Regions from separate parts of the Mus musculus genome. Here region 2 is linked to region 1. The links are chromatin loops, found by intact Hi-C in ENCODE. Cell type or tissue: heart. All regions are shown on one strand. Each heading gives the region's core, and the rest is flanking DNA. Links, peaks and the distances in the headings are about the cores only.

Region 1 (16,050 bases), core at 7,981-10,480:
CTGAGACCTAACAACATGAATGTGTGCATGTGTGTTGTTGCTATTGTTACTGTTGTGTTCAGAAGACAATGTAAGACATATATAGAGTGTGAGGGGGTAAATTATTAGTATTCTGATAGGAAAACAATACTCCTTCACAGTGAATGTTCCTCTCACTGTTCTTACTCTTTCAAAGAAAGAAAACGTAAAGTGCACATTTTCAGGATTTCACAAGCCAACTCTTTTAAGGCAATCTTAGGCAACATAATTGCTTGATTTTCATTTGCATCAGGTCAGGTATCATTAATTAGTTTGCTCCAAATGGCCTAAAAGTTCACCCGAGGAGAATCTGCAGCCATATGATAGTGATTGGGTGTTGGCATGATCTACGCCAGGGCTGGATAAATAAGGGCAATGACTGCAGTGGAATCCACACAGACTAGCAGGGGTGGTACAGACATGAACAGTGCATTACAGAGTTCATAACTGGGGTGGGAAGATGAACTGTACTAATGCAATACATAGTCTACTCGCATATTCACCTAGTGAAGTGAGCCCTAAATAATTATTACAACACATTTTTAGACACATTTGGATTTTTAAGGATTAAAAAAGTAAAAAAAGCTGAAATTTCAAAAATTACCACTACAATTTCATTATTTCAATTATGGGCAATCTACAAAATTCTCATATATACAAAATGACAGACTTTCAATAAAAAAGCACATCTTCTTCTAGGAATTGAGAAACCAGGCAGTAAAACTTTTGTATGGTAGCAGGGTTCTATAATCCCAGGCCATGAGCGATAGAAACAAAAGGATCAGGATTTCAAGGCCATCTTTAGCTAGCTCCCTTCTGAGTCAGCGGTCATCCTGGACTATAGCAAAATGAAAAATAGAAAGAAAAGGAGATTTGAGCTTCAGAAGCATCTCCCCAAACAAATGTAAGGAAGACAAGTGCTTGTCCTGCAAGCACGGGCAACTTGAACCCCAAGATCCAATATAAATCAAGTTCATGTAGAAGTATTCATAATGTCAGGGCTGCGGAGATGAAGATGAGATTCCTGGAACTCAGTGGCTCACCATGTGGAGCCAAATTGCAAGCTCCTTCTTCAGAGAGACCCTGTCTGAAAAACCAAAGTGAAGGACCCAAAAGGAAGACAGCTGGTATCAACCTCTGGCCTCCTAATGTAAGCACACATGCGCACATACACACACACAAACCAACACATTCAGACACACACTTAGAAAAGGGGGAAACACAGAAATAAGTGATTTAATTCTAAAAATAAAGTAAGTATTTAATAAGTCAAAAGGAACTGAGACGAACAAAAGAACAGCCCCCCTTCTAGCACACATATTTTTTTCTGGTACACTTCTGTCTGAAAATCAAGTGGAAACTGAAGATTCACATTTTAGCTGCTAAAATATATAATTTGAAAAACGTAATCTGATACTATTTCTAAATCAAATTAAGGATTATAATACAATGAAATATTTTATGATTTTCTTTGATCCTGAAGAGTGATCTTGCTTCACTGTATTTCTCTAAAACTCCATGTCAACAGTCTGATAATTCCTTATAAAGAATTTTATATGAATACAAAGGCATACCAAAATAAAAATAAGTGTTATCTGGAGTATTTTTCTTTACCAGAAAAAAATGTGTGTGCCTCTCACCTCTAAAGATTTACAGGTCCACACATTAGCAGTATTTGTGTAGAGAAAACCACACAAGATACTATGATTACACTCATTTCTCAGAAGAACTGAGAAAACTGGAAGTTTGTAAATAACGAATTTTGCAAATTATCCTCCTAGCATTCCCCAAATCTATATTACCTACTTAGTACTAGGTAATAGGAGGATGCTATTTAAATGTACATATCTAAGACTTTGAGGACATCGTGGTTTACATAGCAAGTTTTAGGTCAGTCAGATGTAGCCAGTGAGAACCTATCTTTTTTTTTTCATAATTTTTTAAATTAGGTATTTTCTTCACTTACATTTCAAATGCTATCCCAGAAGTCCCCCAGACCCAAAAATGGAATCTTCAGTCTTTTATTTAAACGCATATTTCTCAAAGTATCCTACTTGGTGGATATGATCATATATGTGTAATAAACTCTTAAATTATGCCTTTCTAAGAAAAAAATGATTTGTGAGATAATTTGCAATAAAATTACATTGCTTTTTACTTTTCATTTGATACTGAGACAAAAATGCAATATTCTGTTTTGTTAAGCAGCTTTTACCACTGGATTAACTTCTAACTAGTCTTGCATTTGTTCTGTTGTTGTTTCTCACAAGCAAAATTTACAAACTGAGAATGATGGCATATGCCTAGAATCTAAAATTTGGGATGTGCAAGCAGGTCAATCAAAAGTTCAAGGCTAGTTTCAGCTGTACACTGGGTTCAAAACCATTCTGATCTCCATCAGACCTTGTCATAGAAAACAACCAAAAATTATAATTCACTAGAACTATTAAAATTGAAATACAGGAAGGGTAGGCATTTTTTTTTGCTCTTTTAAAGCTTTAGAAATAGACCACCACATCATTATCTATGACCAAAGCTGTAATTATACTTTATTTTTTCCTTCCAGTGAGCATATCAATGTTTTAGTTTTTTCAAGTTTGTTAAGAAATCAAAATAATATTTACAGCATTTGATTTTTATGGTCAAGGTTTACAGAAATACCATACAGCCATTTTTATTTCCATATTAAAAAAAATAAACCTTTGAAGAAAACAATTAGGTTTTATGGTTAAAGAAGTGGAATGGACCACAGAAACAGAACGGTATTTCTGAACTCCTTGAGCTTCATGCTATGAGCAATATGGTTAGGAAACATGACTGGGAACACAAATTTGGCCTAACATAATAGTAAGTCCCCAAGGATTTACTGAGCCACCTGGGACCTCTTTCCTGCAAAAGTTGTGAGCATGAAGAGTGCAAAGCAGGGCTCAACTCCACTGAACCATGTTTGTAAATCAACTTCTGGTTGTCATTAGAAAATAACTTAGAAACCTCCAAAATTTATCATTATCCAAGCACTCCCACCTGAGAAAAATACATCAACTGGATATGCTGTCCCAAACCCTGACCAAAGAGTCTATAGGTTCTTTCTAGTCTCAGATAATTCAAAGCAATAGACTCTACATTTTGGACAGGGAATTACAAGGGGGAGGACAGGGAAGTGGTTCCCTGGTCCTTTGTCAGCAAATAAATATGCTCAAAAAAGGAGGGGTGAGATGAAGGAACTGATACAGAGATCACTTAGTCTACGCGTGTAAAAAGGTTTCCTCTTATATTCGTTTGTTAATATTTTTCAATGTTTTCTAAGTGTACTCATACAAGATGAGTATCCTTAAAACTATGTTCTTTTTACTGGCAGATTAGATCCTTACCTAGTAAGCATAGTCTATTATAATCTATGAAAAAGCTAATATTTGAGAACACTATATAAATACATTAGTCCCAAGATAGACACACTGAGGCCTTCAAAGCCAAAACCAACGGGACATCCTCTCAAATGACCTCAGAAGTACAAGTTGACTGTGTCAGACCTGAATCAGGGTGTACTTGGTTACTTTTCTTCTCATGAAAACAGTATTCATATCAGGTGGCACTTCTGATAAAATCACGTGGGATATTAATTTCACATCTGATATCATCAATTAATAAATATTAGCTTCATTAAAAATAATAGCCACATAAAGAGACTATAGGAAGTCTGGTAAAAAGAAGTCCTGAGCATCTATCAGTCACAGCTTGACAACTGCTAAAACTACTGCATATTTTCTGGAAAGTTTATACTTAACCTTCTAAAGTCGCAGCACACAAGACAAAGTCACAGAGAGATATGTTACATCTCTTCCATTCTTAAATAGCACAGAGCCGCAAGGCTTCTAACAATAAGACACCAAAAAGACAAGGCATTTAAGAGTCTATTTGTCCAGGCAATTAAAATACTATAAACTTTAGAAAAGGGACTGTAGATATTCCTTTAAGACAGTTTCATGTATTATATAAAGCATACTTTTATTGCTTCTACATAGTAAAAGCCTGGCTGTTGTTTTTTTTTCCAATCTGAGTCATTAATTAGCTTAATTTCATTAAAAAAGAATAAAAATTTCAACTTCAGTGAAACTGAAATTCTTAAAATCAACCCCCTTACTGCTTCCAAGTTCTAGAAAGTTCACATATTTAACTGTCCTTATTTGCTCCCCTGTATGACAAACAAATGAAATCAATTGCATAGGTGCTGCTCAAGTATTTCAACGTGCTTTCTTAAATCATCCACAAGAGCATGCTTGTGAGCAGTAATAGTAACACAGCCCCATTTTTTTTCAGAAAGTAGCATACATTTCAAGATAGAGTAAGAATTGCAAGCCATCTCCAGAAATGAATATTAATATTAACTTCTCATGTCTAGAATTTCAGCTCCTTAAAATTAGAAATTTGTCTCCATTCCTTGTAATGATGCCTCCATTCGATCACCTAGACAGTAGGCAATGTTAAAAGACTCGCTGAGACCTCACGAAAATCCTGCAGACCACCACATTTTGTAAAGTGTATTGCCTCTCCATAGCTCCCCCTTTGTTTTCTTCTTAACAGAGAGCTTCTTTAGGATGGCTCAGATGTGAAATGATGACAGCAATCCTCACTACCTGATTGTCCTTGCATGATTCAACATAATACAGAGACAGAACAAAAAAATAAGCATAACTCTTTGGAGAAAGGGTAAGCACCTGTAATAATCTGCCGCATCCTCTCTTATCTGTCACAAAACGACCAGCAGAATAAAGGGAATGAAGGCAGAAGGAATCATGTTCTATTCCTTCACCTTCCAAAAGCTATAATTACACCCTCAAAGATATGGGAGGCTTCATCAAAATCCAAAGCACTATATTTTACTCCAGCCAGTCTCTTCATTAACTCAGCCAGAAATTTCCCCTCATAAAAACATATTCCACTAGTTGGCCATATAACACAAGAAATTCTGTTCAGCACAATATGGCCAATAAAATTAAGTTGACTTTAACCACAATGTCATTTAAAGAAGCCAATTAAATGAGCCAGAAACACAAAGCTGAAAATACAGCCTTGGGAATAACTTTTTTTTTCCTGTAGTCCTTACCAAATCCTTCTTACCCTGATTACCTAGGTAAGAAAGGCAGCAACAAAGCTAAAGGAGGAACTCTGAACTCTCCAAGGATTATCTAAGAACTCTACAAAGTAGCCGTCTCTTTCTTGTTTATTTGATTAGTTTTTCTCCTCTGGCAAGTGCTTCTACTTTTCTGTAGTTTGAGGAACATTAATAATCACTCCACAGCATTCTTTATGACATCTAAATAAATCCTAATTCTTTCCTTAAAAGTCCGTTTCAGACAGCATGAATTCAGAATATATTCCTTTGGTTTGTAAAACTTCATGCCCTCAAATAAAAGAAGGAAGGGAAGAATTCTAGAAGAAATTTAAAACCCCAAATTGTACACTGCAACTGGCCTATGATGGCCAATAATTTCACAGACACTCCTCTGCCTTCCAAGTGTAGTTGATGAACCATCTGCAGACTCTTTGACTGATGGGACCCATAGCTTCAGAAAACTCTAGTGATGACAGTCATATGTTTCTTTAAAAAAAAGAGACAAGCCTGGACTTCCAAACATTATATTTTGTATAGTTGACCTGTTTCCAATCTGATATTCTAAGTATAACCCATTACTCATAATGAAAATCTATAATTTATATAATGATATAAAATTAGACAAGGCTCTTAGGTTGAAAGACATACCATCCACATCTATTAATTAGTCTATTAAGTCTATATTTGTCATTTTATGGTATCAGTAATTAATATTTGCCTATAACTCCCAAGTAATTTCAATCGTTTTTGTCATACCCATTTCACAGATCAAAATTATTTGTTTGTTTCCAAACTTTTAAAATAGTGCTTTCTTAAATCCATTCAGAGGAAAAAAAATGTAGTCACTCTAAAGCATCAGGAAGCCTTAAGAGATTCATAATCAACACAACCCATGTCCAATCACCATCCCGTTTTCTACAAAGGCACCTACCCCAGTGTTGTCATGGTGACGATGGTGTACCAGAAGGCTGCCGGGATGCTGGTGAACTTGCTTGCTGAAGAGCCCTTCTCTGCGTAGAACATAACGGTAGCGAAAATGATGATAGCCATTGTGAGAGAAAAGAGCAAGAAGCCCAGTTCTGATGCACAGCTCTTCAGGGTGTACCCCAGTATACGCAGCCCTTGAGAGTGGCGGGAAAACTTAAAGATCCTGAAGACTCGAAAGACTCGGAGTGTGACAAAGGCTCCACTGACATCCTCATTGTCTGTCATCACCAGCCCAATGTAATAGGGTAGGATGGCCACCACGTCGATGATACTCATGACACTGCGCACGAAACGGTAACGACTAGGTGCTGCGGCCAGGCGAAGCAAGTACTCAACTGTGAAGATCATGACACAGGCGGTATCCAAGCAGAAGAAGGCCACCGCATACCTCTCCCCACAAGGCAGTTCTTTTATGTGGCCTGGGCTAGACCCACATGGAACTGTTTCCACCACATTCGCGATGACTGAGACGGCAATGAAGAACCCAGTCACATAGTAGAACACCAGGGCCATGGTGCTGGTGTGGGGATTCTCAAAGGCCCGCCAGACCCTCTGCCTAGCAGTCATGGTGGGCAGCGCACTCTCTCCTGTATTGTCAGTGTCTGCATCATCCTGGAGGCGCTCAGCATTCTCCCGCCTGCGGTCCTTGTACTCCTCATAACAGCAGTCGCCAATAATTTCTGGGATGAGGCCAAAGAAGGCCAGTTCTTCATCATAAGCCGAGATGCACTCATGGCGGGGATAGTGAAGCTTCCCCGTGCGGTAGAAGTTGAGGATGTGGCGGAAGATGTCCGGGTCACGGTCAAAGAAGTATTGTTGGGTCTCTGGGTGGTAGAAAAAGTCTCTCTCAGAACTACCCAGCAGAGTGTCTGGGTATCGTTCCAGGGTGTCTTGCCATGTCTGGAAACGGGTGCCACTCACGTTCAGCACTATCAGAGCGTCCTGAGTCCTTTTTCTCTCCTGTCTTGGGGGCGCAGGCATAGGCCCCGAAGCAACAGGCATCCACCCAATGGCGGCTGCCCTGGCAAAGGGCAGCCATGCTGCAACACCGGCTGCCATGTTGTCTGGAAGTGGAGGTCACGAGAGTGAGCAGGGGGGTCACCCAAAATAACACAATGAAAGTAAGAAAGTGCCCCCCACTTCTTCACCTCAGGCAAAACACTGGGGGGACACTGCTCACAGGAACACGATTATTCCAAGGTGGCGCAGGTCAAGTCACAGTACTCAAGAAGGTCAGGTTTCCCTCACAGAAGTATTTGGAATACTAAGAAAAAAAAAATACAGTGACCTAAAAATCTCTCTCCATAAAGCCTAAACAAATCTCTGCCAACAGTTGGACCAGGGCAGGTCCTGGCACATGTAAACGTACAGGTGACTTCGGAGACAGCCTGGCTTCAAACAGGTGTCTTCGCTTCTCCCCTGATACAGTCTGGTAGATATGGGGTCGGTATATAGAGCAGGAGAGAGGAAACAGGGAAAGTCAACCAGTCAGTGGTAGTCTCTTAAAAGAAAGAACCCTTTCACCTTCCCCTTTTGCTGAAGTGGTCCTTCCCGCCAAAGGCGTCTCAAAAAGACGACCTGTTGTTGTAGCTCCGGAGATGCGGTCACAGCCGCTGTCCCGCGTCCCTTGGAGTCCGCTGGCCGCCTGTACTCACGCTGCGCTTGCAGAGATGGAGGTGAAGTGCAGGGCTCGCGGCGGGGGGCGTCGGTCTAGAGCTCTTTCTCCCCCCCACAACGACGACTGACACCCTCTGCGCTAGCCGAGAGCGTTTGCCCGATGGGCCCTTTCACTCTCTGTTCAAGTTCAGCTCAGGTGCAGTGTGACAGTTATAGAGCCTGGGAGCTGGCAGCCGCCGCCGCCGTGGCGGCAGCAGCATCTGCCTCCGCGCAGAACGCGCCTCGCCCGCGGTACATACCTGGCAAAGTGCGCACCGGGGCTGAGTTGCATAGAGACTTTGCTGTCGCCTTGTACCCGGAAAGGGAAAGGCAGAGCCAGCGGCTCCCGAGCAGCCAGATCCCAGGCTCCCGGGGAGCATAAATAAAGCTCTGGCGAGCTCTCCGTCCCCTTCCCCCACCCTCCGTGCCTCCCTCCTCCTTGTCACCTTCCCAAAAGCCAGGCGCAGGCGAGCAGAGCCAACAGCAACAAGTTCAAAAAGGTGCGGGGGAGGCGAGCCGCCCAGGCCACTCGCTCCTGCCAACTTACTGCGCGGCCGGCGTCCCCGGGGTCGGGGCGCTGCGGGGCTGCGGGGCGCCGGGACTGCGGGGTTGCGGGGCTGCGGGGCGGGCGGTGGCGGCGTGGGGCCGGGACCGAGGCGGGAGCGGGCTGGCGTCCGGGCGCGGAGGCAGGAGGCGCTCGGCGGCGCGGGGGCGCGAGAGGGCCGCTCGCTGCTTCCCCGCCAGTGGGTGGTCCCGCATCTCCCCCGAGCACCGCGCGCAGCTCTGCCGGTGCGATCGATAAATAAGCTGGGAAGAGAGCGAGAGCCGCACGCAAGCCCCGCCACGCAGGTTAGGCAAAGGCGTCTCCTGCCTTTCCCTCGCCTTGACCTTTCTCCGCCCCCGCCCCCTCGGGCTCCTCTCGCTCCACCCTAGCCACCCACCAGCCTCGACGCCAAATGTCACCAAGCGAGAGCATCCAGGTGGTTCTACCCCGGGGATGAGCGAGCCTTGGATGAACAAAGGGAAGCTTCAAGGCACTCGGCCGCGGCTGTTTGATGGAAGAGAGGAGGAAGGGGACCGGTGGCTTACTGCTGCCTCCGGAGCCCCGGTTCCAGATGAGCGTGGGAAAGGGGGGCAAGGAAAAAAAAAAGATTCGAGAAAAGCTGGAAAGGAGGGTGAACAGAGCGGAACGCGAAGGAATTGGTTGCCTTTGGGGGGCGACTGGGTCGCAGAACCTGCAAAGCTCCGCGACAGAATTTTTAAGTGACTCTCCCACGTTCCTTTATTTATTTTTTTAAATTATGTATGTTCAAAACAGATATTAATGTTACTAAGGCTAATATATTACCCGTCCAACTTGCTGGAAAAGTCACACAAATCTCCTCTGGTTAGGTCTTGCCACAACTCCTTTCCCCCTGTCCTTTGCAAATGACAGGAGAATTTAGACCCTTTTCTAAATGTCAGTGTGCAGGGGCGTGAGTCTCTTAGAGTGTGTGTCTCTTCATGCCCTTTGCGCATCCCTGCCCATATCTAAAATGACCGAAGAAAGAAAAGGTGCCCGGGTGAAGGGTGAGTGATGTGAGGAGAGACAGGAAAATTGTAGTGGCCAACCGATTTTGGTCTTCGTGTACCCCGCCCCCAGTCATTAAGTGTCTTCCTTAAAACCAAGCTTTTAACAACCATGGCCACTAGATGGCGGGAGTGGCGAGAAGTTAAATTTACATCCAAGGTTGCCGCTTTAGAAAGGCAAAGGATCAGAAAAATTTACTGATTCAACAGAGAATCTGATCACGTAAACATCTTTAAATTTCCTGCGACCACCCACCTTTTCAGTGTTTATATGTCACGCGTTGTTCAGGCTTCAGACTGCATTCTGATGGACATGGAATATGATGTACAGAGTTTCCTATTGAAATGTCTTTGAAAAATTACATGTGAAGTACCAAAGCATGATCAACAAAACCATTAAGACCATTGAAAAGTGGAGTTCACTAGAAAGAGCAGACTGACTTCTACATAAAAATTTATTATTCAAGGCTTTGTCTTTTGTTTAGAAGGAAAGTGGGTTGTGATTTGCTGTAAAGAAATTGACTTCCAAAAGACTCTAGGCTTGATGTGCCCACTTTAAATGGATGCTCAAAGAGAACCTATGAACTTAAAGTATAGAAAAAAATCATCAAAGAATGAGAATAAACATCCCCTGTATTATATGGGTTTAACTGTCAAGATGGATGTTTGCTCTCTGTGCTTAGTTACCCGTGCCGGGTTAGGAATTCCAGGGCTGGTAGGTCGTAAGGCTGGAGCTAATGTGCCAGGGAAGTTTAGGACACCTGCTGTTTGTTTGTTTGTTTGTATTAGCCAAGTGAAGGATGCTTGCAAGGCTTGCAAGGCTGAAAACTAGCAAATTGAAAGGAGGGGGTTGCCTTCCAATTGCTATAAAAAAATAAGCTAGCACAAATAAAAAAGATGGCACCTTGGCAAGATGAAGAAAGCAAGCCACCCAAATAAGTAGGAGGCATAGGTACTAAAAGCCCATTATATCGTCCTACCCTGTAAGGATGGAACAGACTTTGAAGCAGACCCTTTCCACTGGGAGATCAAATACTTACAAGCATAAAATAAATACTTAACTTCATGAGAAGCCTTAGAAAACATAACATCTACAATTTGGGAAGGCGTTGTAATCCGTTCTTCACAAGCAGCTACTCACGGTGCAGAGAATTAAACTTACCTAGATTTAAGCTTAGGTTAAACACATCTATATTCAGATCCTTGCTCAGGAAATAGTGTACTGATTTGATTTTATTTAACAAACTAGTTAACGTCTATGAATGAAAAATAAAGATAATAAAGCAAAACATTTTAGCCCTGTTGTAAAAATGAAAGATAATATTTTCAAGTTTCAATGTGTTTTACTAAGAACATGGAAACTAGCTGTTTTATTATTTTAATGCTCACACAATTCATCTTATCCAGCCTGTGCATGAAATTCCCACAGACATCATACTTGCTTTTATCTCTGAATAAAGCATATCTCCCTCTCCCAACAGGCAAGAACCTGACATTTTAATTTTCAGTTGTTCATTGAAACATACAGAGATTGAAAACCCAACAGAGTGCTTGTGTTTCACTTCCCCTTCCCAAGATTCCAGTTCATCCCCATCTCCTTCCCATCCTGTATCCTATACCATATTGATTAAATGGGAAGCAAAAGAAAACTCAGCACAATAAAATTGAATTCACTACCATCTCCTAATCATATCAGTTTCTCCTTTCCTCTCCTGATAAGTGAAGACCAGGAAAGGACCCTGATGGCACTCATTCCTTTATTACTTCCCCTAGCAGACACACAGTGACCCAGTATGTCTGACTATCCATCCCATGCTGACTACCAATTCATTCTTACATGGCATTTAGAGGTGTTGTTGTTGTTAAGAACAATCTTAAGACCAGTTAAAAATAGGTATAGGTATAGGTATAGGTATAGGTATAGGTATAGGTATAGGTATAGGTATAGGTATAGGTATAGGTATAGGTATGGGTTCCTTATAACTATCATCTACTTCCCCTAAAGGTATCACTTCAAATCCTATTAAATCACAGCCAGAAGGTAACACTCATATCCTCTGAGTCCACTTGAACTGTCACAAACTGGGAAATTTATGAAAACATATATTTGTGTCTCACAGTTCTAGAAGCCAGAAATCCAAGGTCAAGTGGCCAGTAGTTTTGGAAGGTCGAGTGTATTGATATGTAGTGAGTCTTTGTTTTCTGTTTTCAGGAGTTGACAGTCTCCTGTAGTAGGAGGAGAAGACAGTCCTCTTGGGCTTAATCCCAGCCTTGAAATGTCTGGTCTAATCATTACTTTCATTGTGCAATAGTTTCCCCAAACCTCCATGCCCTATTGCTACCTCATTGTGGAGTGCATTTCAACATATGAATTCGGAGAACACAAACTTTCTAAGTACAGAAAATGTAATCTACTAACCCATTTAAAGTCTATCAGTTTTACAAACACCGACTTTTGCATCTATCCTTAGTTCTAGATTCAGTTATTGTGAATGATCCACCATCATAATAGGCATGAAGGACATTACAAAAACAAGGATTCCCTTTTATAGGCATAAGACACCAACCCACCCTATAGCTCCTTTAATCCACCCACTAATCTGTTCTCTGCCATTTATCTCTTTGAGAATGCTACCTAGAATAACTTCTTGAGATCGCCTAATGGGAGAATACTTAAGACTGATAAAGGAATTGATCCAGTCAATCCGGAAGATGCTAAGAGTGCCTCCCAACGTGAGCAGTCACAGAGCTAAGCTGCAAGAGCACCAGTTGTTTGAGCATCGAATCATACAGGGCTCATCCCAGTCCTTCCATGCTTTAGTGATTTTGTACTCCCCTCCTTCAGTCAAGTCTTTGCTTCTCCAGCATCCTCCACCCCCATCCTCACTTTAAGATGCTTCACCCTACGTAAGAAAATTGGACTGGGATCCAGTTAGTGCTGGATTTCCCCCTTACTGTAGCAATATATTCATGATTCATATCTGATCATCCTACACTCACTACTGGTCTACAACGATTTATCATTTGTATTTCGTTACAGTTTACTTTCTTAATGACTGATTTTATGGAAGGTGTTTTGTGTTTATTTGTCATCTGTACATATTCTGCAATTAAATGGTGTGCCCTTCCTTGTCATTCTCCGTTTTAAATTTGATTGCTCTTATATGTTTACTTTGAACAGTATTTGCATTCTAATCAGTTTTCCTGCATCAGATACATTGTTTTCATTTTTTTCTTCTGTGTAGCTTGTTTTGAATCTTTTTCATGAGTCTATAATAATGCAAAAGTTTTAGTTTTGATGAGACTCAATTTAAAAACTTTTTTTTAGTTACACTGCTGCCTTCAGGGAATTAATATTCCTTAATATTTTTCTCTATATTTTCTAAGTACTTTATATTTTATATTTTAAAATCAAACTCATGATCTTTTTATCCACTTAATTTTTACATAAAGTCAGTTTCATTCTACGATTTTTCTTTTGACATCTCTTTTGTTCTTAAATCACTGAAACCGCAGTTGTACTTTTTATTGAAATGTCTGGTGTTCTTCCCACCACTGATACATTTTTTAAGCTTTGTCAGAACACCCTTGAATGTTTCTTGTGGATCTGTTTCTATTTTTCTATCCTGTTTTGTTCATCTCTGGGTCTGTATCAACCACTAACATCCCACCTCTTTTGATTACTATAATTATACGATAATTTTTAATACCAGGTGGGAAAAATTCATACTACTTTAGATTGTTTTTCTAAATTGTTTTACCTGTTGTCTGCCCTTCCTTTTTTTTTAGTAAATTTTATAATAAGTGTCTGAATGTGCAAAAATATCAGTGTGATTTTTTAACAGGAATTGTATTACATCTATAAATCAACTTTGGAGAATTGGCAGGCTTCCCATACTGGGTGTTTCCCCACTTATTTTGATTTTTGTCTTTTAGGGAATTTTGTAACTTTTAAGATCCAGATACTGTACATGTTTTTATTGGGTTTACACCTAAATTGTATTTCCTGTGGAGATATTATGACCTTTTATATTTCCCTTTTCATATGTTCATTCTTGCTGCATAGAAGTATAATGAGATTTTCCTTATTGATTCTATGCCTTGAAATTTTGTTGAACTCTATTATTCTTTAATTTTTCTATAAATACAATCATGACATTTAAAAATAGAATCTTTCTCATTTATTTGCAACCTATATAAATTTTATTTAGAATATAGTTCTTATTGCATCTAAATTGGTGTCATAACCACTTTCCATAGTTACCTATTTGTTCAGAAATTAGTCCTTAGAAAGGAGAGATATCTCTAATCTCACCTTTTTCTACCCTATAAACTTCATGTCTTGCTGCTTTAACATTATTTGACTGTAATTATGCCCAGCTAATTCTAGTTTGCAAAATTTAGTGTTTTGCCTAGATCTGGGAATGGTCATAATTTCTCTTTTTCCACAGTTATGAAACATTCATCTCAAGTCATATGCTTCATGGGGAAAATTATAAAACTCTTCAAAACTGTCCACCTCTTCTTCAGCAGACATTTTGATACATGAGATTTGCTTGTGATCTTCCCTCTCCTAAGAAAGAGAATGCTCAAACTGAGATTGTTAGTTACTTTGCTATTACTGTGGCAAAATAAAATAACCATAAGCAACAGATAAAAGAGTTTATTTTGTCTTGTGTTTCCAAAGGATTCATAATGGTGATAAGAGCATAGCAGCATGCCCTGGAGCAAGAGGCTGGCTGATCACATCACAAGTTGACACATGATGCAGACAGAGGAAAATTAAGAAGGGGGTGCTGTGAACCTTCAAACCACCTCTACTTTTGTATTTCTTTCAGCAAGGCCATACAATGTAAAGGTTCTATAACACACAGACACAGACACAGACACAGACACAGACACAGACACAGACACAGACACAGACACAGACACAGACACAGACACAGACACAGACACAGACACAGACACAGACACAGACACAGACACAGACACAGACACAGACACAGACACACAGGCACAGGCACAGACACAGACACAGAGACAGACACACAGGCACAGACACAGACACAGACACACAGACACACAGACACACAGACACACAGACACACACACACACACACAGACACACACAGACACACAGACACACACACACACACACACACACACACACACACACACACATGCAGACACACAAATAGTACTACTAACCACACGGGACAAAATGTTTAAATACAGCAGCCAATGGGGGCTACTTTTTATTCAAGTTAATACAATGAGCAGAACTTCTTTCCAGTAACTGAAAGTATATGCCTCATACCCTTTCAACTATGTTGTTAAAGGTGCCAGGAGTTCCTCAGTGCTGCTGCAGAATGATATTCATTGTGCACTCATACAGTATTTTCTTTAGCTATCCATCTATACATTGTAAATAACTGCTGCTCTACCCAGAGAAATGAAAACTTTTTTCTGCAACAGACTTATTTCACTTCCTCTGGATATGTATCCAGGAAGGGGAATGTGCAGCCATATGGCCTTTCTGCTTCTACATTTTTTGGAATATCTATATGATAGTTCATATTGATGTCACCTAGGAGTGGAGCCTCTGGGAATACCTCTGAGGAATTACTTAATTAGGTTAATTGATGTGGAAAGGCCCACCCTAAATGCAGGTGGCACCATTTCAAGGACTTGGTCCTGAACTAAATTAAAAGGAGAAGGTAACTGTATACTAGCATTTATCTTTCTCAGCTTCCAGAGTACTGATACAATGTTGACTAGCCAGCCCCTTGCTTCCAAAGTCATGTATCTCTTGCCTGAAGCCATGTTCCCCTCAAACTGTAGTGAGATTGAACCCTTTCTTCCTTAAATCACTCCTCTACAGTCATTTTGTTACATCAGAAAAAAAGTGGCTTCTCTACTCTATAGTCATTGCTCTAATAGGTATACTAATTTATATTCTCTCCAAATTTCTGAGGCTGCCTAGTACTCTTGAGTCTAACCAATTTCATTATGCATTTTTTAAAATGTTCATCCTAAATGGGGTAAAGTTGCATCCTGTTGTAGTTGCTGTGTAAATTTTTCTTATGGTAGGTACTTTCAAATTTTCTTACTCTTGATGTCCATCCATAGGTCTTGATTTTAATACTGTCTATTCAGATTAATTGCCCATTTGAGTGGGATTTTTTTCTTTCTGTTGTTTGAATTCTCTATACTAGACATTTAATCCTTTGTTTAACAAAAAGTTCACAGATATTTTCTTGTATTCCACATGTTAACTCTTTGCTTAGTCAATTTTTTACTATGCTCTGTAGTACAAAACTATTGATGGAAATCAAACAACTGCAAATTTGTGCATTTTTTAGTCAACCAACATATTGTGGTTGGTAAGATAACTTGGAGATTAAAGCACCTGATACACAAAGAGGAAGACCTGTGTACAGATTCCCAGAGCCCATGTTAATCCAGACTCGGTAGCACACATCTGTAATCCCAGAATTCCTACAGTGAAAATGGAGATAGAGACCAGAGATGGTGCTTTTAAAAGCAGACAAGACATGTAGATTTCTGTATTCCACAGTGAATATCAGGACATTATGTCACAAACAAGGTGGGAGGTGATGACCAACGGCTTTGCTTATTCTGAGTTGTACATGTGTGATGTAGTGTGCACACACTGACAGTAGCATACATTAACACACACTCATTAT
Region 2 (16,050 bases), core at 4,874-7,373, 170 kb after region 1:
CAAATATCAAAATCTTAGCTGATATTCTGTCACCCATTGGTGATGGAAAAATCTGATATATTGAAATATTCTTGGAGTGAGTCCCTTTAAGTTTCAGGAAGTTTTAAAAAAAATCTTATAAGACTCAAGAAGCAAAGACACCACAAGATAGCTAAGAATTTCCTGAAATCAGAAAGATCCACAATGGCATTCTCCATGGTTGAAAGCAGTAACAAATTCTCTGGAATGCCAACCTCTGAACTGTTGAGCTGCCTGGGTTTCCCCCAAGGGAGCTCCAGGGATGCAGGCATTCTGAGTCATCACCAATGCTTGCACATGATTTAGGTGATACAACTGCCTTGGTGCCATCCCTATTCTTATAAATAAGTCCAAGAAACTTATTGATTCACTAAGTTAGACTTGTTATCTTCCAAGATACCTAGGATTTTCTTAGGAGTGTTTACTACTAATAAACTCAGAATTATTTATTTCCTTATTTATTTAAAAATAAACAGACTTATTTTCAAATACTTGACAGTATTACACTTAGTATTTTACCCAAACAAAATGATTTAATGGGTATAGTCATCATTTGCTGTGTGCTTTTGCATTAATGTCAAATAGATGCTGTGACAAATTATCTAATGTTTCATGGTTTATATAAACAAAGATTTATCCATTGTTTTCTGTTATACAATATAGAAAACAGGTTTATAAGCCCAGAGACAAGTATGTGTAGGCCTATGATTCTTATTTTCATCTCTTGGAAAGATTTTACAGATTTGAACCATCTGTTGCATTCATTTCTTTACTGTGATGGAACTCTCTTTGCTAGTATCTTTCCCAGCTTCTAGAGGCTGCCTGTATACATTGGGCATCTTTGTCCATTATTCAAAGCAGCTATCAGGTTCAAGTCTTGTCTACATATGCATGAGATCTCTTTTCTTCTGTGTTTCCTTCCTGATTTATCTGAAGACAAATGTCCTTGACCAATATCCCTGCTGCCTTAGGAGAGCAAAGGTTATACTAGCCACCTGGATTATTCAAGATCATTTTTTATTCTTCATATTAAGAACCTTAATATGAGGGTGTAAATAACCTTAAGTCTGTCTATGAAGTTGTTTTAGATCAGTAACTAGGGTGGCACTTGATTGAATAACCAGGGATGAAAATCTAGGTTGGACATGTTTATAAAATTTCTTATGACATTATTATCCTTATTTTTATATAAAAACAAGCTAAATACTAAGCATTCAAACATTCAGCAATGATATAAAGTCTAAAGTAGAGCAGCTGCATATTCAGGCATAAGACACTATGATAATTTCTATTTTATAATAGGGAATTGAAACAGATGCTATTATAGTATTCCAGACATTGAACAGACAACATAAATTAAGTAAACTACCAGGATACACCAATAGTAATTCTGGAGACATTAAATATTTAAGTGTAAAAAAAAAGCATATAAAACATATTAGAAAAGTTGGTGGGTTTCTATCTCCAACTGAAATCATAACCCTATAAGACACTCAGAGAAAACAACATAGCAGAAAAATTACTATCTACAATAGAAATGTTATAATTCAAACCCTATTTTTAAGGGAGAGAATATCCTCATAAGATTCAAATCATATGTAAATCTCTTAGAAACATAGTATTCAGTTGTTTTTTTGTTTTTTGTTGTTTTTTTTTTTTTCAGTCACAGTCTTCTCACAAGCTTATAAAAGACTTAACACTTAAAGGTGAAATATTAGTCTAATTTCTTTTTTTGGAACAGAAAAAAAAAAAAAAGAAAAGAAAAAAAGAATGGTTTCCACCTTGCTTGCTTGTATTATACTGTGAGAGGTCCTAATTATCACAGCAAGTAAAACAGCAGAAAGAAAACATGCAACTCGGGAAGAAAAAGCCTTGTCACAGCTTGCTGACAAGATAATTCTTTAAATACATTTAAGATAATATGACAACAGCTTATTCATTTTTATTAAAATGAAAATTTAGTATTCATGAAAAGAAAATTAAATTTGACACTGGAAATCAAATATATATGAGGAATTGCCATCATGGTGAGTCCCTGAGAATTCTGAAATAAAATAAATATCAATGTAGCAAATTAACTACTTCCTAAACACAATCTGAAAACATCAGAAAACACTACAGCTCAAGAAGCAGAATTTTCCCGTTGTCTGAAACTTGGGATAAAGGTACAAGAAAGAGGACTGTAACAATTGTTTAAATCTTTGGAGAAATATTTAACCTAAATTGACTATATCCCAGATCATCTTTTTTGCAACTTTAGGCCCCTGAACTCCTTATTTGTGAAGTTTTTATGTGATCACACCCACAATTGTTAATCTTTTGAGGATGCAAATAATTTGAACTTTCTCCAGAGTTGTGAAACTTGGCAGAGTTTCTCCAAAACTGGGGTGAGTTATTGCAGGAGTTGGGAGTGATGGTCATCTTTTGGTGTATAATTGTCACAAACAGGCCTGCTCTCCTTGTTACTGCGATGGTGTGGGATCATAAATTTAGGGGCACTACTTCCAGTCATGAAAGTAAATGAACATGGCTTTGTTGACTGAAATCAAACACAGGAGACTCTAGATTCTCCATTGCACATGATTAAAACCTCGCTTGTCTTTTAGTCCAGCCATGCTGAAATAAAGTACTATGCTTTTCTCCCTCATACTCTATCTTGAGCGTCGTCTGTCACATTTTGCTTGGGTTTGTATAATATTTGCCTTAGCATTGCACACACAGGAGATGGAAGCAGAAATGATGTGTCCTTTAATCTATTTATGTAACGTAAAAATCAACCACAAACTAGATGTAGAAACGTGGAGTTCATGAACTTCAAGTCAGATTTAAATTTTGATTTGTTTTTCCACAGACTATTTACTGAGAGTGAGTTAGATTTATGAATATGAAGCATTTTACATCATTTCCATAGGCTTAACTAGTTCTTTGAGAGTTTCATAGAATATACTTTGATCATAATTAACTCCTTGTCAAATCTTCCATGATCCATTCTTCTTCACTATCCAACCAATTTTGTAGTTATTTATTTATTTTTGTTTTCCTTTTCACTTTTTAATCCTTCAAAACACATATTTGTGCTGTTCAAAAGTTTTTGGATATCTAGTCTTCTTCTTAAATATGGTTGACTTACCAGGGACACACGAGCAGAGAAAACTGTCTCCTCTTTAATAGAATAACTAAATTTGTCAGGAATTCCCTGACTAGGGATGGGATTGTGTGCCCAACTTCATTTTGAATGCTGGAATATAATCCTGCTGTTCTTTAAGGTTTTGTTGATGGTGTTACAACTATTATGGGTTTATATATGCAGCTTCTGCTGTGTCCACAAGATATTTCCACTATCTCTGGCTGATATATAGGTTTCATTTTGTGATGTAAGAATTAAGTCTAATCAGAAAGTACTGGCTTACTCTGAGGTTGTTCTTGCATCTTTTCACCAGTAGACAGGTCTCACCAGGACAGTAGTCATTGTAATTTGGAGGTTCATAGAGAGCTATCATTGATGACTGCTTTCCTACTATGGTAAGCTGTACGGTATGTTCTATAATTATAAAACCTAGCCAGTAGGGAGGAAGCAAACAGGTCTATACCAACTTGATAAAAGCTATAACTTTACTATAACTAAGGATATATATGTGATATCTTTGGAAGTGGGTTCTTATCATAAAGTCCTGGTAGGTATCAAAAAAAATGACAATATATTATAATGTTTGAGGTCTTTAAGAATCACTGGCTAACAACTCCCAACATGATAACATATTCATATTACTAAGATTTTATTAGTTTATGATGCCTAGCAGGAGACAGTATATGTGTATATGTGTGTGTGTTGTATGTATTTTATACATCATTACATTTTGAGCCAAACATATTCTGAAAGTGATGACTTCTGTCTTAGAAGCCATTAAGAAAAGAAAAAGAAGGCAATGAATAGTTTACAGAAAATGATAGATTAAAAACATAAGAATTTTAAATAAGCGATCAAGGCAATTATCAAGGGTATTGGTTGCTCTCCACACATTGCGGATAAGACCCTATTACTGAAGACAACTCTGTCATAACTCATTGAACATGGAGAAATCGGCCTGCTACCTCCCTGTTATGGACTAATGTTAGTGACATAATTAGATACTCTTCTCTGTCAAAGGGGAAATGTGAACCTTAGTGCCGCCACAATACCTTCACCATGCACTGATGACCTTTTGCAAGATGCGTTATTGCAATAGCAGCCCACAGAATGTGGGAGTAGCCAACCAGTTATCTCATTTGATTTAAGTTTCACTGCATGAGATGAATCCAAAACTCAACGCAGCTCAGGTGGCAAAGAACCTGAGACTGGATAGGTCAGGGACCTAAAGTAAAACCGAGTACTGCTTTTCTGCTAAAAAAAAAAAATGTATCCCTACCTACAATCAGCTATACTCATCCTTGCCCAGCATTCACCATGGAATCTTCTTCCTGCAGTTCATGAAAACAAATATAGAGACCCATAGCTGGAAAATGTACAGAGTGTGAGACCTTGAAACACTCAATCTTAAATGAGATGAGTCTTTCAAATCCCTCTGTTCAGCACTCCGGGAGTTTTGCAGAAGAGGCAGAAAGATAGTAAAAGCCAGAGATGATGATGGTCTCCAAGGAATAAGATATTCTAGACACATCAGGAATAAATTGTGATTCACATATGGACCTACAGAGACTGTGTTAGCAGCACACACACGTGTCTGCACAAGATGAGCTCCCAGCATTGGAAGGAAAAATATACACAAGCTTCCATCCCTATCCAAGAAGCTATCTCCAATTGATAAAAATTGGCAAATAAAAATTTATTTTTTCTTCAATAGAGTCTCACTGCAGATACAGACAATGCCTAAGGGCAAGCCCCATGTTCAGAATAGATGACCAACAAAAAATGAACTAAATGAGATCTTTGCACATTCTTTTTCTCATATTTTGACAGGGTATATTTATAAAACCTTACATGTTCCTTGTAAGTAAGTATATATTGCAAGTATGTAAGTTTCTGTTTTCTGTGTTTTTATGGAATTCCTGTATGTGAGAATATGTATCTGTGCATCTAATATGAGTTTCTGGTGCTTTTTATTCTGTTTGCTTCCTTTGTCCTATCAAAGTCTGATTTTTGTTTCAGTTTATTTTATTATTATTCTCTAGATTGTTGATGGCTCTGCAGCAAGAGACAAAAAGAGAGTGGATTCAGGTCGAAGGAGAAAGGTAGAAGATTGCCTAGCAATTAGGTGGCAGTGGTGGAGGGAACCCCTAATCACAATATATTGTATGAAAAACAATCATTTGCATAAAAGTAATAATAAAGAAAAAATATATTAAAACGTATTTTTTTATGTTGTACTCTTCCTAAGGTCGAATATCCATTTAGAGCTTTAAAATCCTTTTATGGAGATCCAATTTCAAGTATTTTGAAAGATTTTAAAAACCTAAAAATGATTGTATCAAAAAAATCTAGTATTATATTTTTAAAATTTAATCAAAAGGAAAATATGTATAATTTTTTATTAGAAAATATGTAATAAATTTTATTAAAGTACAAAGTATTAGTATATTAATTATTCTCAAGTACATCTTCAAATTGGAAAATAAATTGAAAAAGTAGCTTAATCTACCTATTACTATATTATTAATCTTTATGTAACTTTTGGGATTTAAGAAGTAAATGTCAAAATTAAAATTTATGGAATATATCTGAAGAAAATGTTAATAACATATAATAAGTAAACATTTTTTAATGTTGTATATAAGCATAACGAAGCTTGTTGGGAATTACTGATCAACTGTATTGTTTTAAAACTTAAAACATTAGTCAATATAATATGACAAGTTGAAATGAAGAGCAGAGAGTATGTGAACCCAATTCGGTGTCCTCCTATCATGTGTGTATAGGTCTCTAGTGTCTGCACACAATATCATGCCTCAAAGATATATTTTTTGTTGTTCATATGCTAAACTAATATCTATCCATACATTACATTTCATCCTCTCTATTCTACTTAAGGGCATTCTATGCATGCTTTCCTGTCTCATGTACTCTGTTATGTTCACAGGCTCTTTGCTCTATTGAACTGTTTTCACTAGTTTCAAAATATGCTGTTGTTCTCAAAGTCTGACAGTGAAGCAAAATACAGTCTTTGTCTTGAAGCTCTTCAATGGCTTCTATTTTGGCATTGTTTTGTTCCCTTGTTGTGGCAACAGTCCTGAAATGGCTTGCCTATCCTCATCTGCTCTGCCAGTCTCCTTTAAATGCAGTCCAATTGGGCCTTGGTCCACAGACCCTGTGCTCATAACTTCCTTGATGTTAAATCTGCTCATACTTGAACGACCAACAGCATTCCTGACCTTTTGTTGTGCTGTGATTTTTCCTTCTCATTCCCCAGCTTTTCCTGATTCCTTTCATGTCTCACCTTTAACCCTTGTAGTATATGCCTTGCCTCTGCCTATGGAGGTTGGGCCACATCATGCTCAGAGCATGTTCTTCTCACTGTGTTTGCCTTTTTTTCCATTAGATATTTTCTTTATTTACATTTCAAATGTTATCCCCTTTCTCAGTTTCCCCTCTGAAGATCCCCTATTCCCTTCCCCCTCCCCCTGCTCACCAACCCACCCACTCCAGCTTCCTGGTCCTGGCATTCCCCTATACTGGGGCATAGAGCCTTCACATGACCAAGGGCCTCTCCTCCCACTGATGATCAACTAGGCCATCCTCTGCTATATATGCAGCTAGAGCTATGAGTCCCACGATGTGTATTCTTTGGTTAGTGGTTTGCGATCTTATTTATTCTTAATCTCTCTGGCATCAGTTCTGAATTTTACATCTACAGCCAAAATTTTACCCTGAAACACACACACACACACACACACACACACACACACACACATATCCATACCTGTACACACGCATACATGTGCAAGTACACACATGAGCACCAAGTAATCACATGTCTAGTCAACTGCTTTTATGAATACCTGAGAAATATATCCAAAATACCACCACATCTTATTGAATCTTCTGTGATCCTGCCAGGTCCAGCACACTCTCAGTGTCCCATGGTAGGCATCACTCCTAGAGCTAAATCTGCTTCACTTTTTTCTACACAGGTTGTCACTTGTGTCTCTCTCCAACACAGCAGGCTAGTAATTAAAATCCAATACAAATCACTGAGCAAAAAGCTAAAACATGGGCAAAAAAAAAAAAAGAGAGAGAGAGAGAAAAGAAAAAGGCTACATTTTTTATGCCAAATAAAATACAAGTAAACAATTAGAATAAGTTAAAAACTATCCAGTGGTGCATCCCTCAAACCTGTGAGGACTGTTTTATGTTTCCAAGAAGCTATAAGTGGCTCTTGACTTTATTAATATTCCTCAAATAATGATTTCTCACCATATATAGTATATGCAAAAATGATAATTTATGTCCATAAAACTTTCCATAACAAAGCTTATCACTGTTTTGTTACTTATTTTAATCAAATAGAGAGCTAATTTAAAATTATTTGTTAATTTGTAAATAACAATAACATAAAATATACTTAGTAGCACTCAAACTAATGTTTTTATTAATTTTTTATTATTTTTTTATTTTTTCAAACTAATGTTTTGAAGAACATTTCCTGAGTCATATTTTGAAGTGAAAATAAGGAATGAATATGTATATGCAGGGAAGAAGGTATATAATTCTATCTTAATTAAAGATATTAAAGGTACATTTAAAAATAAATAATTACTGCCTGTAAGTAGTAGTAGTTTTATTGCAACAAATATTGAACATCTTAATATTGTATGGATGGGTGACAGAAACTTTATAATTGGAACAATTTTCAAGTTTTTTTATGATCATAACATAAATTTATTACATTAATATTAGCATTACTAATGGCTTTGTCAGGCCGTGTTCTCATTGGTCCAGGAAATAGATATTGTGCCTCTTATATGTATACAGAATTGTTTTAAATACTGAGAAGACAAGAGTGAGTAGGACATCTCTGTATGTCACAGAGCTTCAAGAGTGATGGCATCATACCCAAGCTAGATTTTTCCCCGAGCTTACTTCTCTTCACTCTGCTTCCTCTTTAAAGTAATTTAGCATTTAGGTAAAACTTTTGAAACATTAGTAGCTTTTCTTTAAATGTTTATATTTGACTCCTGATAAAGTATTTAATCTATATAACTACTGAGCAAAAATTCAGAATTTATACATACAGCAAATAATTGAAGTACTGTCTAATGAATTTGGATAAAATATTTCTCTTCCAAACTTCAGTTTGCTGTAGACATCTATCCAACTGGTATATAAAAGATGCCAAATCAATTCATCCTTTCACTTAGTGAAAGGGACACTTTTCAAGCCATTACCTTTAACAATGTGCTTTGTCTTGGCATTAATTTTAATATAGTAATAATTCACTTGGCACCGGAATTTCATATGCCAACCAAATATTTCCAAGTAAGTACAAACATTAATTAAGTAGCACAATAGCTCTGTAAGGAAAACTATTATTACCATACTGGATTTGAATAGATTGTTGAAAAGGAAAACATAGCAATGGGAAATTCATTTTAAACTAATCAAAAGGGAGAATATTGTTGGCTGCAATATTTTCAGTTCATGACTTTGCCCAAAGTATTGGGAAAAGGGTTGAGGAATGGGTGGGTCACATTAGAAGAGAGAGTATTCCATATCCTGACATTAGATTGTACCATTCACATCATCCCTCAGTATAGATTATAAAAAGAGAGAAATGATTACTTTGAGTTGTGTTTGAATAACAACTGATGAAAAGAGAAAGCTGTATGGTTAAAGTAACAAAAAAGGGAGAAAAGTTTCATGTGTTTTGCAAATTGTATCTTATATCTTGGGTGTTCTAAATTTCTGGGCCAATATCCACTTATCAGTGAGTACATATCATGTGAGTTCTTTTGTGATTGGGTTACCTCACTCAGGATGATGCCCTCCAGGTCCATCCATTTGCCTAGGAATTTCATAAATTCATTCTTTTTAACAGCTGAGTAGTACTCCATTGTGTAAATGGGCCACATTTTCTGTATCCATTCCTCTGTTGAGGAACATAGGGGTTCTTTCCAGCTTCTGGCTATTACAAATAAGGCTGTTATGAACATAGTGGAGAATGTGTCCTTCTTACCAATTTGCAAAACACATGAAACTCAAGAAGAACGAAGACCAAAGTGTGGACACTTTGCCCCTTCTTATAATTGGGAACAAAACACCCATGGAAGGAGTTACAGAGACAAAGTTTGGAGCTGAGATGAAAGGATAGACCATCTAGAGACTGCCATACCCAGGGATCCATTTCATAATCAGCCTTCAAACACTAACACCATTGCATACACTAGCAAGATTTTGCTGAAAGGACCCTGATATAGCCGTCTCTTGTGAGGCTATGCTGGGGCCTAGCAAACACAGAAGTGGATGTTCACAGTCAGCTATTGGATGGATCACAGGGTCCCCAGTGGAGGAGCTAGAGAAAGTACCCAAGGAGCTAAAGGGATCTGCAACCCTATAGGTGGAACAACAATATGAACTAACCAGTACCCCCTGGGGCTCGTGTCTCTAGCTGCATATGTATCAGAAGATGGCCTAGTTGGCCATCAGTGGAAAGAGAGGCCCATCTGTCTTGCAAACTTTATATGCCTCGGTACAGGGGAATGCCAGGGCCAAGAAGTGTGAGTGGATGGGTAGGGGAGTGGGGGGTGGAAGGGTATGGGGGACTTTTGGAATAGCATTTGGAAATGTAAATGAAAAATACCTAATTTAAAAAAATGAAGAAAAAAAGGGAGAAAAGGAAAGGAAAGGAAAGGAAAGGAAAGGAAAGAAAAGAAAAGAAAAGAAAAGAAAAGAAAAGAAAAGAAAAGAAAAGAAAAGGAAAGAAAAGAGAAATTCCTAATTCAAATACAATCATTAAAAGTGAGAGGCATTCCTTAGTCGCTTGTTGTACTTTGTGTGGGATGAGGTGTCTTGAGTTTTCCTCATCCATGCTAGTGTGTCTTTTGGTGTGGTCTTTCAGTTGGTTACCCAATATCAAATGGGCAACCCTGAAACCATATGCATTCAAGTAACACTATGCAGACATGGCAGTTTGTGTGTGTGTGTGTGTGTGTGTGTGTATAACAATAATTAATGACTACATTAATTTAAAAGAAAACAGAGAGAGCCATGGCTATATGTATTGTACAGGATGGCTTAAAAGGAACAGACACCCGACGTGATCTAATTATAATTTCAAAAATATTAAAGAGGTAGTTTTTAACAAAATGAGACAGAACTGACTAGGTAAAACTCATTTTTTAATTGGAAAAAATGTCTTATGCCTACAGAAAGTGAATCAAAGTCCCTGATTTTTGAAGATAAAATATGGAGTATTTATTTACTTAAGCACAAGTTTTGCATCTGACATCGGGTGTTTTTGTTCTAAAGAAGGTGATCAGGAAAGAAGATCACATACTGATAAAACAACAACAACAACTACTACTACTACAAGTGGGTACTGAAATTTTCCTTTAATAGCAAGTCTCTTCTGTTAGATGAGAATTCTAAATATTGAGCAAGGGAAATTTGTTGATCATGATGAATTTGGCATGGTAGCATTTGAATCTTTAACATCCCAAGTTCTTTATTCCAAACAGGAAAACTATAAATAAAAAGGCCAAAAAACTCTGACCACATGCTATCTACACCCTACACCCTACAAATGACCAAATAGTTTTATAAGGGAGTGAATTGTATTTTCTTTTTAAGGAGTTTTGTTGCATTTACCATCATCTAATTTTAATAGCTGTCAGATTTTGTACAGTTTCACTGTGAAAAAGATTTTAGGTGTTGCTGATTTGTAATTGGCAATGCACTCTGAAGGTAAAGCTGTGAAAGACATTGGAGTTAAAGGGCTTATCCTCTGCTCAGGAAGCATACTGCATTTACATTTTCCATAGCTCTCAGAATTAGGAGAGATATACTGTGTTTGCATGAAAGATAGCTTCAGAATTACTTCAATCCTTTTAAATACAAGTGGGTGAAAAATGCTGAATGGAAATGAGATCAGCCATTAAGCTGTGGACTATGTGGAGGATATTACAGTGGGCTTTTACACTGGAGCTACATCATCAATTTAAAAAAAAAAAAAAAAAACTTCTCAGTTATTTTGATTGCCTTTTCAAAGGTTGACAGCTGCCTGCTATTTTAATAAAAGGTTTGAGGGATGCACACTTTGTTAAATTATAATAAAGATCATCTTATAAAATGCTAATGTCTATGTACTGCAAACTCCATACTATTTTTATAAGCTAACCTAACCCTTTTTTGTGGATATTTTCTTTATTTACAATTCAAATGTTATCTCTTTCCTGGTTTCCCCTCCATAAACCCCCTATCCCATCCTCCATGTTTCTATGAGAGTGATCGTCTACCCTTACAAAAATAAAATAGTTAATGTACCTAAAAAAGAAAATAATGTTAATTTTAGTCTAAACCTTAAAGTTCTTAAAATACATGACATCAATCCTTTAGAAATCTTTTATCTGCAATTTTGGCTAGTTAATATTCATTTGTACCTCCTTCTTGATGGTTTATCTTAAATATTTACAGAAAAAAGCTGGCAATCTAAATATTCTTATGACTCATATTTATGCATTACATGGAAATGATGGTAAAACAAATTAATATATTTTATTAAAATCAATAATTACTAGTAGTAATAAGGACAAAGCTTTTTTTTCCCAAGCACACAATAAATGTCATGCAGTTACTTATTTGATCGATGAGGAGCTCTTTAAGATAGGCTCTGAAATGGGACTACAGGTGCCAGTATTCACAAAATTCTCTTAGATCTTGACTTTAAAAAGCAGGCAGAAGTTTCCATATCTGAAGAGGGCTGGTGAATTTGGAAAAAAACTAAATTTGACATGTTTCCTTGGTAATTGTATTTGTCAATGTTGTTTACAGGCTATTGAGTATCTCTCATTGCTCCTATTTTTTTGAAGTACATGTTTTCCATATTTGTACCCACTTGTTATATTTCATTATCACTGGTTATCATTTTATTTTTATTTATTTTTCTCTCATACAATGCATCCTAATGGCATCTTTCCCTCCCTCCACTCATCCTAGTATATCCCATATACATCCATCTCCCCCAAATCCACTGATCCTCCATTCCCCTTCAGAAAAGAACATGCCTCCCACTGATAACAACTGAACAAGTGATAACAAGTTCCACTAAGACAAGGTTTCTCTTGTCAAGGCTGGACAGTACAACCCAATAGGATAAAAAGGGTTCCAAGAGCAGGCAAGAGAGTCAGAGACACCTCCAGTCCCATTGTTAGGTGTCCCACAAAAGTCCAAAACTAAACAACCACAGTGTATATTCAGAGGACCTAGCACAGTCCCACATAAGCTCTCTGTTTATTGTTTCAGTGTTTGTGAGGCCCTAAAACCTTCCCTTAGTTGATTCTGTGATCAGTGTTCTTCTGGTCTCCTTATTCCTCTGATGTCTACAATCCTTTCTCTCCTTCTTCTTCTTCAGGGTTCTCCAAGCTCTGCCTAATGTTTGGCTGTGGATTTCTGCATCTGCTTCCATCAGCTGCTGGAAGAAGCCACTTGTAGTGACTGGGCTAGGTATCAATCTATGAATATAGCATAAAGTCATTAGGGATCATTTCAATGACTTTGTTTTTGTTTGGTTGGTTGTTTGGTTGTTTGGTTGGCTGTTGTTAGTAATGTTTGGTTCTACTCTAGATATCTGACACATCCAACTTTCAGATGTTGGACTGGGTTGTGGATCTCAAGTTAGACCAGTCATTGATTATCTTCTCCCACACACTGAGCCACCATTGCCCCAGTAAACTTGCAGGCAAGACAGGTTCTGGGTCAAAAGGTTTGTGGCTGGGTTAGTGTCCCAGTCCCAACACTGGGAGCATAGTCTGGTTAAGAAATATTTTCTGAAAATAAAACCAAAGTAAATCAAATTAAGTATCACACAATAAAAGAAGTAGCTCACACTATCAAACTCTATGCATGAGATGATGCATGCAGTCAGTAAAAGACTGGATTTCAGAGGTATAAGGCCACCATGGGTATTAGTCCCCAAAGCGTCCTTTACTGAAGAGTTCTGCAATGCACTTTTTAAAAAATATTTTTTATTAGGTATTTTCCTCATTTACATTTCCAATGCTATCCCAAAAGTCCCTCATACCCCCCCCACCCACCCCAATTCCCCTACCCACCCACTCCCACTTTTTGGCCCTGGCGTTCCCCTGTACTGGGGCATATAAAGTTTGCAAGTCCAATGGGCCTCTCTTTTCCAGTGCAATGCACTTTAAGATAGGCACTTAGGCCAATTGTACAGTATGACCCAATATTGGTATCAATATTGCCTCTTGACTATAAGTTCATCTTCCTCTATTTTTTTTACAAACTTTTCCAAAACTGTTCCTGGGCTTCTAAGAATTGCTGTTTGTATTGGTAAGAATTGCTTGTTTACAATTATATCCTATTTTATTCTATGGAAATTATAAAACTATTTTTCTCTGTAAGTTTAATGAATGTTGCATTAAGTTTTCTATCATAACTTGGAAGTCAGTTGCAATATAGTTTAAACATACCACCAGAGGCATCATTATTAGCTCACACTGTACAGAATGTAATCCTGGACATTATGTTTAATTAAAATAATCATTTTTTAATACTGCTGAGTAATACTCCATTGTATAAATGTACCACATTTTACTTATTCATTCTTCAGTTGAGAGGTATCTAAGTTGCTTCTAGTTTTTGATTATTATGAATAAAGCTGCTACGGACATAGTTGAACAAGTACTCGTTTGACAGAATGGAATTCTTGCTATATGCCAAATAGTGGGAATAACATCATGAAGTTTGCAGGCAAATGGATGGAACTAGGAAAAAATCATCCCGAGTGACATAACTCAGACCACAAAAGACACATATGGCTTGTACTGGACTATAAGTGGATATCAGCTGTTAACGAAAATACAGTTATGCTACAATCTACAGATCCAGAAAGGCTAAGTAACAAGAAAGGTTTGAGGAGAGAGGCACATGGATCTTCCTGGGCAGGGGAATTTTACAGATGGACTGGGAATGAATAGTAACTAGAACAGACAGGATCAGATGAGGGGAGATAGGAGGGAACAAGTAAATGAAGACATGACTGAAGTTGGGGGGAGTGGGCATTTGGAAAGCAATGTAACAAGGCTTCCTAAAAATAGAAGATACTGAGGCTTAACCAACCATCTTTTTTAACCAGGGAAATCTTCCATTGCTGGAGCCATGACACCAAGTCAGACACAAAATCTTCATCCTACAACTTGAGAATGTGGTCAAGATATATCTTATGAAAGAAGAATAAGGAAAAAGAATACAATAAAAAATTATATTTTGGGCATGGTACCTGTAGGTTTGATTGAGGAAGGTGTGCCTGTATCAAGAAAATAGCATAAAGTGAAAAATGTTGCTTAGTGATGTCATTTTATTATACTGATTGACATATAAACAATATTTTAAAATAAGAGTAGTATTTTTTGACTCCCCTTCCATCTTGTCCTTTCTGCTTGGGCAGAATCCAATTTGGTCTGCTTCTGTGAAGACACCATATCCTGAGTCATCCTAGATGACCTGCTGCACTCAGAGCAGTTGGTAAATACTCCCTCATGCCCCCCACCCCTGAAGTCCTAGAGCTGCCACTGGGAGTCTAGTGGACTCGGGACCGATCACCCACCAAAAACCCTGTCCCCCAAATACCACTTCCCTTCTACCCCTTCTGCCCAGTCCTTTCTGCTGTGGCAGACTGCTAGCTGGTCTCCTCCCATGAAGACACCATATCCTAAACCATCCTAGAGGATAGGATGCTCTTAGACCAGTTGGGCAACTGACACTTCAGCCTGAGGGATCCCAGGAGATCTGCTACACACAGGGCAACTGAGAAACTGATCACTAGCTTGTCTGCTCCCCTGAAGACACCACAGCTTGAAGGCATCCAAGGAGTTCCTCTTTACACAGGGCAACTGGGCAAGAGATACCACAGCCTCTGTGGCATAAAAGGCAACTGACCTGACAGACTGAAAGACTCCAGGGAGGTCTGCTGCACACAGGGAAACAGAAACCACAGTCTGTAGGGGCCCTTCACACAGGAAAACAGCTTAACTACTCCTCAGAAGACCCAATAGTTTGAAGGCTTCTCAGATCTTCTGCAGCTAGGGCAACAGATCAGCAGCTTCTCTGCCTCTCTGAAGAGACACCAGTTGGAAGGCCCCACAGGTGATCGAATACTGTAGGCCTACCAGGAGAGGTTATGAACCGAATGGTTTTTAGCAGATATCTTCAGTACATTTCACCCTAAAACAAAAGAATACATCTTCTTCTCAGTACCTCATGGTACCTTCTCCAAAATTGACCATATAATTGGTCACAAAACAACCCTCAACCTATACAAGAAGATTGAAATGATTCCATGCACCCTATCAGAACATCATGGCATAAGACTGGTCTTCAATAACAGCAAAAACAACACAAAGCCCACATATACATGTAAACAGAACAACTCTCTGCTCAATGATAACTTGGTCAGGAAAGAAATAAAGAAATTAAGGACTTCTTGGAATTTAATGAAAATGCTAAAACATCATACCCAAACTTATGGGACACAATGAAAACAGTGCTAAGAGGAAAATTCATAGCACTAAGTGCCCTGGTAAAGAAACTGGAGAGATTTTATACTAACAACTTAACAGCACAACTTAGAGCTCTAGAACAAAAAGACGCAAATTCACCCAAAAGGAGTAGAGGAAATAGTCAAACTCAGTGCAGAAATCAACCAAATAGAAGCAAAGAGAACAATGCAAAGAATCAACAAAAACAAAAGCTGGTTCTTTGAGAGAATCAAAAAGATAGATAAACCCCTAGCCAAATTAATTAAAGGGCCCAGAGGCAGTATCCAAATTAAGAAAATCAGAAATGAAAAGGGAGACAGAACAACA

Evidence for each region. Hi-C counts contacts between places; a loop is a spot of excess contacts. Peaks named below come from ENCODE experiments on the same cell type or tissue, not always from the same donor. Only the 100,000 strongest peaks of a DNase experiment are listed, where the experiment ranks them.
Region 2: a loop joins it to region 1, with 2.6 times the contacts of the local background. A loop is called at or near these places in 2 of 42 quality-filtered maps.

The regions. Positions count from the first base shown.
Region 1 is chr6:21,207,426-21,223,475 of GRCm38, reverse strand. It overlaps Kcnd2 (potassium voltage-gated channel, Shal-related family, member 2), which reads right to left and starts at 8,130. Exons shown (of 6, transcript NM_019697.4): 1 at 6,063-8,130. The coding sequence starts at 7,177. In heart, for the core only: a CTCF peak has its summit at 9,460 (motif pointing right); a DNase peak (open chromatin) is centred at 8,195; H3K4me3 peaks cover 1,570 bases; H3K27ac peaks cover 942 bases.
Region 2 is chr6:21,038,366-21,054,415 of GRCm38, reverse strand. No RefSeq gene overlaps it. Among named protein-coding and RNA genes, the nearest start is that of Gm23960, 33 kb to the right of the region's middle. In heart, for the core only: no CTCF peak of the experiment used is centred there; a DNase peak (open chromatin) is centred at 6,285.